Linked DNA regions of Mus musculus: region 1 is linked to region 2. Evidence: chromatin contacts called from ENCODE Hi-C or POLR2A ChIA-PET data. All regions are on one chromosome and are shown on one strand. Each heading gives the region's core, a stretch centred on a gene start or an enhancer-like site at or near the end of the contact. The rest is flanking DNA. Distances are from core to core; before and after follow the strand shown. Region 1 overlaps Eva1c (eva-1 homolog C (C. elegans)). Region 2 holds the start of Eva1c (eva-1 homolog C (C. elegans)).

Evidence for each region. A loop is a pair of places that touch in the nucleus more often than their neighbours do. ChIA-PET counts read pairs that join two places held with the same protein, here RNA polymerase II (POLR2A).
Region 1: a map of heart shows a loop between it and region 2 (1.9-fold over the local background). The contact joins the enhancer-like site here to the promoter of Eva1c in region 2. A Hi-C loop is called at or near these places in 1 of 37 maps with a recorded cell type or tissue (heart). POLR2A ChIA-PET finds 5 or more read pairs at or near these places in 2 of 5 experiments (Patski and embryonic stem cell).

What each region holds. Positions count from the first base shown.
Region 1 is chr16:90,864,633-90,869,635 of GRCm38, reverse strand. It overlaps Eva1c (eva-1 homolog C (C. elegans)), which reads right to left. Exons shown (of 8, transcript NM_001199210.2): 2 at 3,185-3,381; 3 at 1-70. Among named protein-coding and RNA genes, the nearest start is that of Gm36363, 16 kb to the right of the region's middle. Within about 2 kb of position 1,340, at least 1 of the 3 ENCODE cell types and tissues checked has a DNase peak (open chromatin) inside an H3K27ac peak, as active enhancers do; it is heart, where a contact is called at or near this core.
Region 2 is chr16:90,829,592-90,834,262 of GRCm38, reverse strand. It overlaps Eva1c (eva-1 homolog C (C. elegans)), which reads right to left and starts at 3,404. Exons shown (of 8, transcript NM_001199210.2): 1 at 2,831-3,404. The coding sequence starts at 2,990.

The sequences.
Region 1 (5,003 bases), core at 91-2,590, 37 kb before region 2:
CAGGTCCGAAGACTCGGCTATTGACCAGGAGGTGGCAGGCCCGCTGGTTCTGGCACTCGTCCAGCACCTTCTGGAAGGAGGGGTAGAAAAAGATAGGCTTGTAAACTGCACAGGTGTCTGCTGGACCCCAAACCTGCCTTGATCTGGGCCCTAGGGGAATGAGGCTTCCCTGCCTGGCCTGAGCTGTGTCCTGGATGGAATCACATGAGGTGGGTGGGGGTGGAGCATCTCCCCATAACATCCAGAAGGAAGGGCTTGGTCCAGAGAAGTAGGACCATGGGAGAGCCACCCCCAACCAGCCACAGTGGGCAATGTGATGGACTCTTTTAAAAGTGCAGTCCCTCAGAGAATCCAGGGGACGTGAGTGCCATCAAGTCACTTCTGATTGTTCAGCAAGGGGGCAATTCAAGTTTTAAAGCTGAGACATTATGGCCAGGAATTATGGCCACACCTCCTTACTGTTAGAAAGGCCACTGACCGGCTTTAGGAATCTGGGGAAAGCTTCAAACACACAAAGTTTGTTCCACCAAATAAAATAAAAGCGATTCCCACCCTTAACGAACTCAAGGGCATTAGCCTGTGACCTTGCTGCTGAATGGTTTCTTTAGTGGAATACTCAGTCAACAAACTTCTCCCGCAACCCCTCTGGAAGCTTGTAGAAAACCCTACACTGTCTTATGGAAAGATCCACGCCGTCCTGCTGCTCCTCTGGGCTCTGGCTCCCAGAGAACGCCCTGCCCGGAATAAACTCAGGTCCTAGCCTTGGTTCTAATGAAAGAGATACCAAACCCAGAAAGGGAACTGTACTCAAGAGACTGCACATACTTTAGGACTTAACTCTATGCAAATTTTTGAGCTTTCCCGAGTTACCATGTCCTTATAGGCAGCTCAAGGAACACATATTTCCATGAAGGGTGTTGGTCCTGCCATGTCACCTACCCAGGAGATATGGATCAGAAAGAACTCCCAAGGGGAGGACCCTTTATCCCCCTGGGAGGCACAGCTCTCGAATGATGGCACACCCTGGCATGGCTACTGGTCTTGGTAAACTACACAGCCTTTGGATGTTTCCGTAAGGTTCTTCCATCATGGCCTTGGAGCAGGCTCTGAGGCAGACTGTGCTCAAACCACGTTACCAACTGCAAAATGCAGAGAGGCGCCATGGTGGCTACCTTGGCAGATGTTAACCTGTCCCTACCTTAAACACCACTGCCCCTGGGGACACTGGCTGACTCAGTATAGTGTGAAGCCCCAGGGGGCAGGAACTTGCTGAGCTGCGCAGGGCTGTTCCTGGCAGCCTCAGCCTCTGATTGTGTTCGCAGATGCTAACAAGTCAGCCTAAATGAACTTCCTCTTCCCTCAGGGCACCAGGCTGGAGCAAGGATGCGGGTGCCAGCAGTTCACACTTTCAACCTCGGGTACTTCTGTGCTCCTGGTGCTGGCCAGCTCTCCTCTCATGCACCTTGGAGGGCAGCAGAGGGCCTGGCCACCCGGGTTGGGTAAGGGGGGCGGGAGGGGGGGGATGGGCGACAGGACTGTAGTTCTTGGAAGGGAGGCTGGGAGGGAGGGAGGCTGGGAGGGAGGGACTGGGGCAGGGTGGGGCACTCAAAGACACTCTGCTTGACTTGCAAAGAAACAGGTTGTCATCACAGCACAGAAGCCATGTCCAGGGACTCGTCAGCCAGACACATTCTTTTCTGTTGTTCACCAATCACACACCCAGATGCTATGGTTTTTGGACTGAATACATGGGATGAAAAATGGAAGAACTTTTGTGTCGTCTCATATTTTTGCTTCTTCTCTGTGGGCATTAGAAAAGGTATACGGAAGGCTCCTTAGACCTTCTGGTAAATTTACCTTCATCCACATATTCTATGCTGAGCATGATCAAGCTGACTTCTAACACCATCTGTTGCAAAGAACTCGAGAGGCATTAAAATCATCCCAGGACAGTGACTTAGTAATCTTAGCCAGGTAGTTGGGGTAACAGGTTATAAATTGCTTGGATAAAGTTGGCCTGTAATCCAAGCTTTTGTGCAAAGACAGCAGGGTGGAGGTTCATGGCCTACCTGGGCTACAGAGCAAGTTCAAAGCTAGCCTGGGCAACTTAGCAAGATACTGTCTCAAATATGAAAAGGGGGGGGAGGGAGCTGAGACTATAGCTTGCCTAAGGCTATAATGCTTGTCTAGTGTGCAGGAGATCCTAGGTTCAGCCAATCCCCAGTACTGAAAAAAGTTGCACGTATAAGCCACAAATGGGCTAATTCCACCAGTGAAAAAAATTGATCTCTGTGTGTACCATTCTTTTTCTCAAAATTACCCAAGGGGGAGAAAAAGAAAAAAGATGGGGAGGAGAAGGGAGAGGAAAGAGGAGGGGGATGAAGAGGAAGAAGAGTAGGAGGAAGAGAATGAAGAAGGAGTGAAGGAGGAGGAGGAAAAGGAGGAGGAGGAGGGAGAGGAGGAAGAGGAAGAGGAAGGAGAAGGAGAAGAAGAAGAAAGAAGAAGAAGAAGAAGAAGAAGAAGAAGAAGAAGAAGAAGAAGAAGAAGAAGAAGAAGAAGATGTTGTTGTTGTTGTTGTGAAGTTGTTGTGAAGTTGTTGTTGTTTTCCCTGGCATTGTTCAAAAGAAAAACAAATTCAGCCAAGACCACTCAAAATATTCTCCAAGTGAGAATAACATGGTCGTCTACAGATGGAGAAGCAAACCATGAGACACAGAAGACAACTAGTGATGACTCTTGGGCCTTTCTTTAGGAAGCTCGTGACTGCCAATCCTGGTATCAGAAAGACATGTGGGGTTTCCACCTTCCCCATGGGGGCATTTATCAGTGATATGGGCCTGTAGGTTGAAGTCCAGCATAGCTGTTTTGCTTCACTGCAGTAAAGAGAGCACCTGTGACCAACTTCATATTGAATGTGTGCAGAGGGAACACTTTATCTCACAGGGATTCCATTTGTACTCTATGACAAAGACTCATTTTGAGAAGCAAGTAGTAGCTCACCTGCAAAAATGAATGATGTATAATAATTGGTGTTTTCATGGATATTTGCTTTGAATAAACTGTAAAAATCACACACACACACATAAATGCAGGGAAGAAGGGGAGAAAGAGATGGACAGAGGTAGAGAAAAGAGAGGGGGGAAAACCTATTTCATGATCTTAGAACACCCACAAAACGCAATACCTGCAAAGTGGTGGATGCCACACAGGTCAGGTTGTCTTCCCTCTGGGAGATGGGCTCCTGGGAACTACACATTTGGTAATCTTGCCCATAAAATGCCGACTGGACACTTATTGTTGAATGCCGAGGGCACTGTAGATTCAGATAGTCCCCGTCACAGGCATAGGCAGTGTGGTTTTGCAGGAGTTTGGTTAAGTAACCTGGAAAATATTCAGCTGGGTTACAGGAGCCCCAGGAAGCCCCCTTCCCCATTCCTGCACAGATTTCAGAGCAAGGAGATGCTAGTGGCCCTGAGGCAGGGGCTGCTGAGTTAAAAAGGTGTGGGCATATATAGCTTCTGCAGAAGACCTGGGGCCGGTGACCAAAGGAGGCCACAGGGGGCTGTGGGGTCAGATGCTGGCTTTCCTGTCTGGGCCAGGTATCTTGGTCTGTGATGGCCTGGTGCAAGGCTGGACGGCTCCATTCCCTTCAGGCAGCACACTAAGGGGTTGGACATGAGCCCAGGGAATCTGGAAGAGCCTAAGAACTAGTAAAATATGCTGAGTGGGTGTCCCTGGGCGTGTGGACACCCGTCCCGAGGACGACTTGAGTTCTCTAATCTCCAGGCCTTCCTGGAGTAAGGGGATGGCATTAAACTTCAGGAAACCACTCCTGGGCCTGCCTCACCCCAGAGAGGAAAGCTGGGGGTGGGGGGCAGCCTGCACAGGGTAAGGCCTGCCGGGAAGAAGTTCAGCGGGGCAGGCGGGAGGTGGTGGGAAATACAGTAGAGCTTTGTTGTGGACTGAATAATGTATCTCCGTGTTCCTACTGTAGCTCAGAATGTGACTTGATTTGAAAACAGGAACACAGTTATAAGTAGTTAAAAGGAGGGCATCTGGAGCTCAGGGGAAACTTTTAATGCTGTATGGTGAGTGTCCCCATCAGGAGACAAGACAAGAAAGGGAGAGAGAGAGAGAAAGGAGAGAGAGAGAGAAAGGAAGAGAAAGAGAGAGAAAAAGGAGAAAGGGAAAGAAAGGAAGGAAAGAAGGAAGGAAGGAAAGAAAGGAAGGAAGGAAGGAAGGAAGGAAGGAAGGAAGAAAGAAAGGAGGAAGGAAGGGAGGAAGGAAGAAAGAAAGCAGGCAGCAGACAATGATGTGAAGAGCCAAGGGACAGGGGATGGATGTACATGCGCCAAGGGCAGCCAAGGATGGCCAGCCATCAGGAGAAACTGAGGTTCATAGCTTTGCCAACATCTTGATTTCAGACCCCTGGGGCTACAGGAATGGGGGATTCTGAGGTACACAGCCACCCATCTTGGAAACTGTTCCCAGCAGCCACAGGAACAAAAGTACACCCCACATGCCCTTCTCCCCGGGTGACTTCTCAAGCAGTGTGTGTGGGGGGGGGGGGGGAGTCAGGCTGGGCCTGGGCTCTGAGAAGCTCTGGTGACCAACAACCTGGCATGCCTGGAGCTTGGGCTGGTTCTCAGAAAGGAAGAAGTAAGATCTGGCCAGAGTGTAGCTCTCCCTCCTTCTCACACCTCATGAGGTGAACAGCGAGGCTCCTGGGATCGGAGCCAGGGGCTTTCTGCTGAGGTGTGTGTGGGATCTGCTGGGCAGACTGACAGGGAAGCTTTAGGGGAAGAAGGGCAGTCCCTAAAGTCTCGGATTCCCACACAGCCGACCCATGCCTATGTGGTCTCATTCCGGCTTCAAAATCTCTCAGATGTGTAATTCCCGACTAAAAGTAGCTAGGCTTCCTGGACACTCACACGCAGTCTGGCCTGCGTCATTCTCTTCATACGTGAGTGTTCTGAGGACGGCTGCAAGTGCCCTCTGGAAGG
Region 2 (4,671 bases), core at 2,155-4,654:
TCAAACTCAGGCCATCAAGCTTGGTGGTAAGCTTCTTTACCCACTCCTACCCTGGGATACATTTGTAATGCAGGGATGGTAGCCTTTCCATGGCCATCACAGTTGGGAAGCACAAAATCTTCAGTGAGAAGAGGGCCTGGGCCTCAGCAGTCTTGGGAGTGATTAGTCAAAGTCACAAGCACACAGGGGAAGGACAGGCTGCTGTGCAGCCTCTGGATTATGGAGAGATCTGATGGTAGAATCTCTAGGGGTGGGGGGAATCAATGACCCAGGAAAAACGACAGCAGCTGACAGCCTAAGGCATTAGCCTGGGAAAGCTGCAAAGGAGAGGGGACATTAGTAATGTTCTCAAACTGCAGGGATGAACGGTGAGTCTTTCTTTGCACTCAATGACTCTGACAGGGGCCCTCTGGTGGGGGCCCACGACTTTCTGGGATGTTCTCTCACATGGACACTTCCTCTGTCCTTCTTCACGAGCCCAGGGGGTCCTGAACTCCCTCTCTCTCCCACACCTTTTTGATGTTTCTCTTATTTAGAAAGCAAGTATCTGTATTGTCTTCAAACATGCTCCTAGCCCTGGGCTATTGTGGCAAGGCTCTGCAGGGGAGAGCCTGCTGTGTCTGTCCCTGCCTACACACTTGCCAAACTCCCGAAAGGGAACAGGCCTGCCTGTCCCCAGGAAATCAGGCACAGAGGCCACAGGAAATCAATCACAAGAAGAGGCCAACACTCTCAACTGAACACTCGAACTGTCCATTTGGGAGCGTAGGTTTTCCCTGTATGCTACCACATTATTGCACGGTCTGCTCCCGCAGCTGCAATTTAAAGTTAAATGGGCCAACTTTTCTCGCTGAGACTATGGAGGTTTTTTTCCCTGTCCCACATTATATAGAACCTGGGTTTAAACCTGAGCAGGCCTACAGTTTGGGAAGACAGAACCACATGTTTCTTTCTGTCCCTAGAGAGTAAGGAGGAAGGCTGAAATGGCCCGGCAATGCCACCACCTGCTGTTGGCTCTGAGACTTAGAAACCATGGAAAACAGCAGGAAAAGCCATCCATCAATCTCACTACTTAAGAGCCAAAGCACCTGCTTCTCACAGGATGCTGCCTCCCAGTTTGTAGATTAGATCTGCTCTATGTCAAGGTGCTAAGCACAGTTAATTTCCAGACTCGTGTGGTAAACTGCACACTGTTAGTACTGTAACTGCTTCCCTCAAGAAACAAACTCTTAAGAGTTTATAATCTGCCGGTGGGGGAGTTTCATTACAATTTGTCTAAAGCAATATTTGTTCAGTTGCAATGATGTCATGGGATGGGGGTGGGGGGGTGAGGGTGGTTGTCGGCTTTTAATTCTTTCCTTACAATAATCAGGGCAAGAGAGTGGCTGAACTCGGAGCTGCTCGCTACAGCTTAAATCAGCAAACACAGAAAGTTTCTGGAAGCCAAGAAAGTTCTGTCACAGAAAAAGAAAAAAGTTCACAGTGCTTAGAAAAAAAAAAAACCCGATGAATTTCCTCAGCACATTTACCAGAGTTTTGATTCTCTGCAGCTTGGTTTTAAGGACTGTGGTTTGCTTGCCAAACAGGCATATCTTGGCTTCCTTGGCCGGGCAAGAACACTGCCTTGATATTAAATATTCTAAGCAAAGAACCTCTGACCTCAGCTAACAATGAATGACATTCTCTGTAAGCAAACCAGAAACCCAGCTCAAGTCTGCACTTCCAGTTTCTTTGCCTAGTAGTCTGTCACACGAGCAGAACAGAGCGGAGCAGACAGGTGACTTTACCACAATTATGCTGAAAAAGAAAAGAAAAAAAAAAAAAACGGTAGCAAGGGGGTTGCTAGAGTCTGTGCCCAGCCTGAGCTAGGCAGAAGGTCCCAAGAGAAAGGATGTAGGTAGAGATAGATGCTTCTTGGGGTTGATGGAGAAAGATGCCGAGCACATGGAGATCCGGGGCGGTTGCAGTGGTAAAGACATTTGTCACTTTGAGCATGGATTCTAAAAACCATCCCCACAACTAACTGCCACCTGCAGCCTTGCCTCACACCTTGCTAAGGTATTTTGCTCAGAGGTCAGGTAGGAATTCGCCAAAGAGCACATTGATCTTTGACTTGGCAGGAGAAAGTCGTGTGTGTGTGTGTGTGTGTGTGTGTGTGTGTGTGTGTGTGTGTGTTGGGGGGGGGGTGCTGCCACCTTTTGTTGGAGAGTCATGCCTCTGAGTCCAGTCTCTGTTCTGTCAGCTTCTATCAGTCTCCGGGCATCTCCACCAGACCTCCAGTCTTCCCAGGCTCCCCCCCTCGAGGCTGGCTTGGACTTTCTGTCCAACGTGCCCTGGACAAGTCTCCTTACATGGGTACCCTGGAGTCTGGTTGGGACGCACCCTTATCGTGTGAGTGGCCAGCCAAGTGCAACCCTTCGTCCAGACCACGGCAATCTTCCAGAGTTGGGCGTGGTACCGGGCTCAGCTTAGGGGTCCGGGCTCAGCTTAGGGGTCCGGGCTCAGCTTAGGGGTCCGGGCTCAGCTTAGGGGTCCGGGCTCAGCTTAGGGGTCCTCTGGTGAACATGCAAAGGTCAGGGCTGCGTCGCCGATGCCCAGGAAACTAACAAAAGTCAAGAGAGCCTAGAGAAACTCGAAATAAGCCCGGCCTTAATAAGGGCTGACTTCCCTGCTACCACCACCTAGATGCCAAGGGCTCCCACGAGGCAAGATAACTAGTTAGGGAGAACACTTCAACTTTAATCCAACCAGGTAGTGCCCCATGCAGAGGCCACTCACCTGGGCAACAGCTAGGGGAACGCGGGCTCGAGGCAAGCAAGAGCGCTCTTACCAGAGAAATCGGTGAGCGCGGAGGTCTCTTTGGAGCACACTAGGACCGTGCAGTAGAACAGGCGCAGAAGCTGCCCCGGAGGCTCTACCTGCCTGCGGAGGCCCTGATTCTGCGCCGATTGGGGCGCGGGTGGTGGACGCGGGTGTCCTGGCAGGAGCATGATGCGCGGCGCGGCTGGGCGCGGGCGCTGGCGCTGGGATCGCAGGCAAGGAGGACCGCGTCACATGGCGGGGCGAGTCTGTAGCCACCAGCTCCCGGCCCCCTGCCGCCTCCTTGTCCAGGCTGCTGGAGCTTCTTAGGCGGTCGCCGCCGGGTCCGGGATCCCCAGCCAAGGGGAGGGGGCGGAGACCCGGGGCGGGGCGAGGATCCCAGGGAGGCCGAGGCGTAGTTTCTTCAGAAGAAATCTTCCTGGCTCCATGAACCTAGGGAGCCAGCCTAGGGAGTTTAGGGGGTGTCACCTCGTGCTCCGGAGCTTGGCCGAGGCCGATCGGGGGCGCCGAGCCCAAAGCGGAGAGCGTCTCCAGCAGCGACCCGATGCTGCGCAGCTTGAGCGCTTTCCACGCCGGTGTCTCTAGGCGGGGTGATGGTCAAGAGCTGCTGGCTCAGCTTGCGCTGGCTCGGCGCCAACCTCACCCAGGCCGGTGGAGCAGCGCGGCTGGTGCCCGTCCGTGACGCACTTTAGAACCAAGGCAGCAGCGTACAGCCCTGGCTAGAGGGGAGCGGAGATCGTGGGAAGGGGGGTGGGAGGTGAGGTCCCGGAGATAGAGACATTACCGTCTCTGCCACCTTCAGCGCTTGTTGTTCAGCCACCAAGCACGCAGTACGTCTGATCGCACTGAATGGGAGACTGGGTCCTCAACTTTCTGCCCACCATAGAAATCTGCCTAGGCTCTAGCAGTCCGGACCTGAGGGAGCTGGTAGTCTCAAACCAGTCACGAGGCTCCGAGCCAGGTTCCTTTTGCTCGGATGGAGCTTCCTGTGGGTGCTAGTTGACAGCAGCCCTCGGGGATCTGAAACTGGGCTGGAATAAACAGCGGCTGAGCGCTTATAATTGAGCTTTGTTTTAAAATGGGCCACGGCATCTATATGACCCTGTTGACTACGTGCGGTGTCTACGCATTTGGACACCCGTAGACCAATAGATCGGTGATGACACCAGGGACGATGAGCGGGAGTCCAGAGCTGCGGGGCCAGGTGCTAGGCACTCGAGAGACCCCAGACCTAAGAACAGCGCAGGCGTCCAGGCCCCGCGGCGCCGGTGGGAAGGAGGAGGGCCCGGCGGGCGGGCGGGCGCTCGGCACAAAGTGTTCCCCATCCACCGCCGGGAGGGCTTGCCAAGTTCACCCAGCGCGCCTGACGCGGAAACGTAGATAATGAGGCCCAAGGGCGGGTCTAGGCTTCCAGCCCCGCCCTGCTCTGGGAGCAGAGCTCAGAGTGCGGAGGCCAGGCCAGCAGAACAAGAGGACACTCTGCCTCCCTGTGGCACTGTCTCAGAGCTGGACCACTAGATTCTAGGAGGATGACAGCCACACATCCTTCGGGGGGCTAGGTCGCCCAAATTGAGATCCTGAGGGTGGGAAGAAAATGCTAAATACTGGTGTTTGTATGGAGAGACCCAGTTTGCATAGCCTTGGGCTGGAGAGATGGCTCAGCGGTTAATAGAACTTGCTGCTTTTCCAGAGGACACTAGTTCAGATTCCAGCACCCAGCGCTGGCAGCTTGCAACCACCCTGAATCTCTCTCAGGGGACCCACGAACTCGAACTCTACTCTGCCCCCCCCCCCACACACACACAATCTTTTTTAAAAACACAGCCTCAATAATCATGGGATATAAGTTTA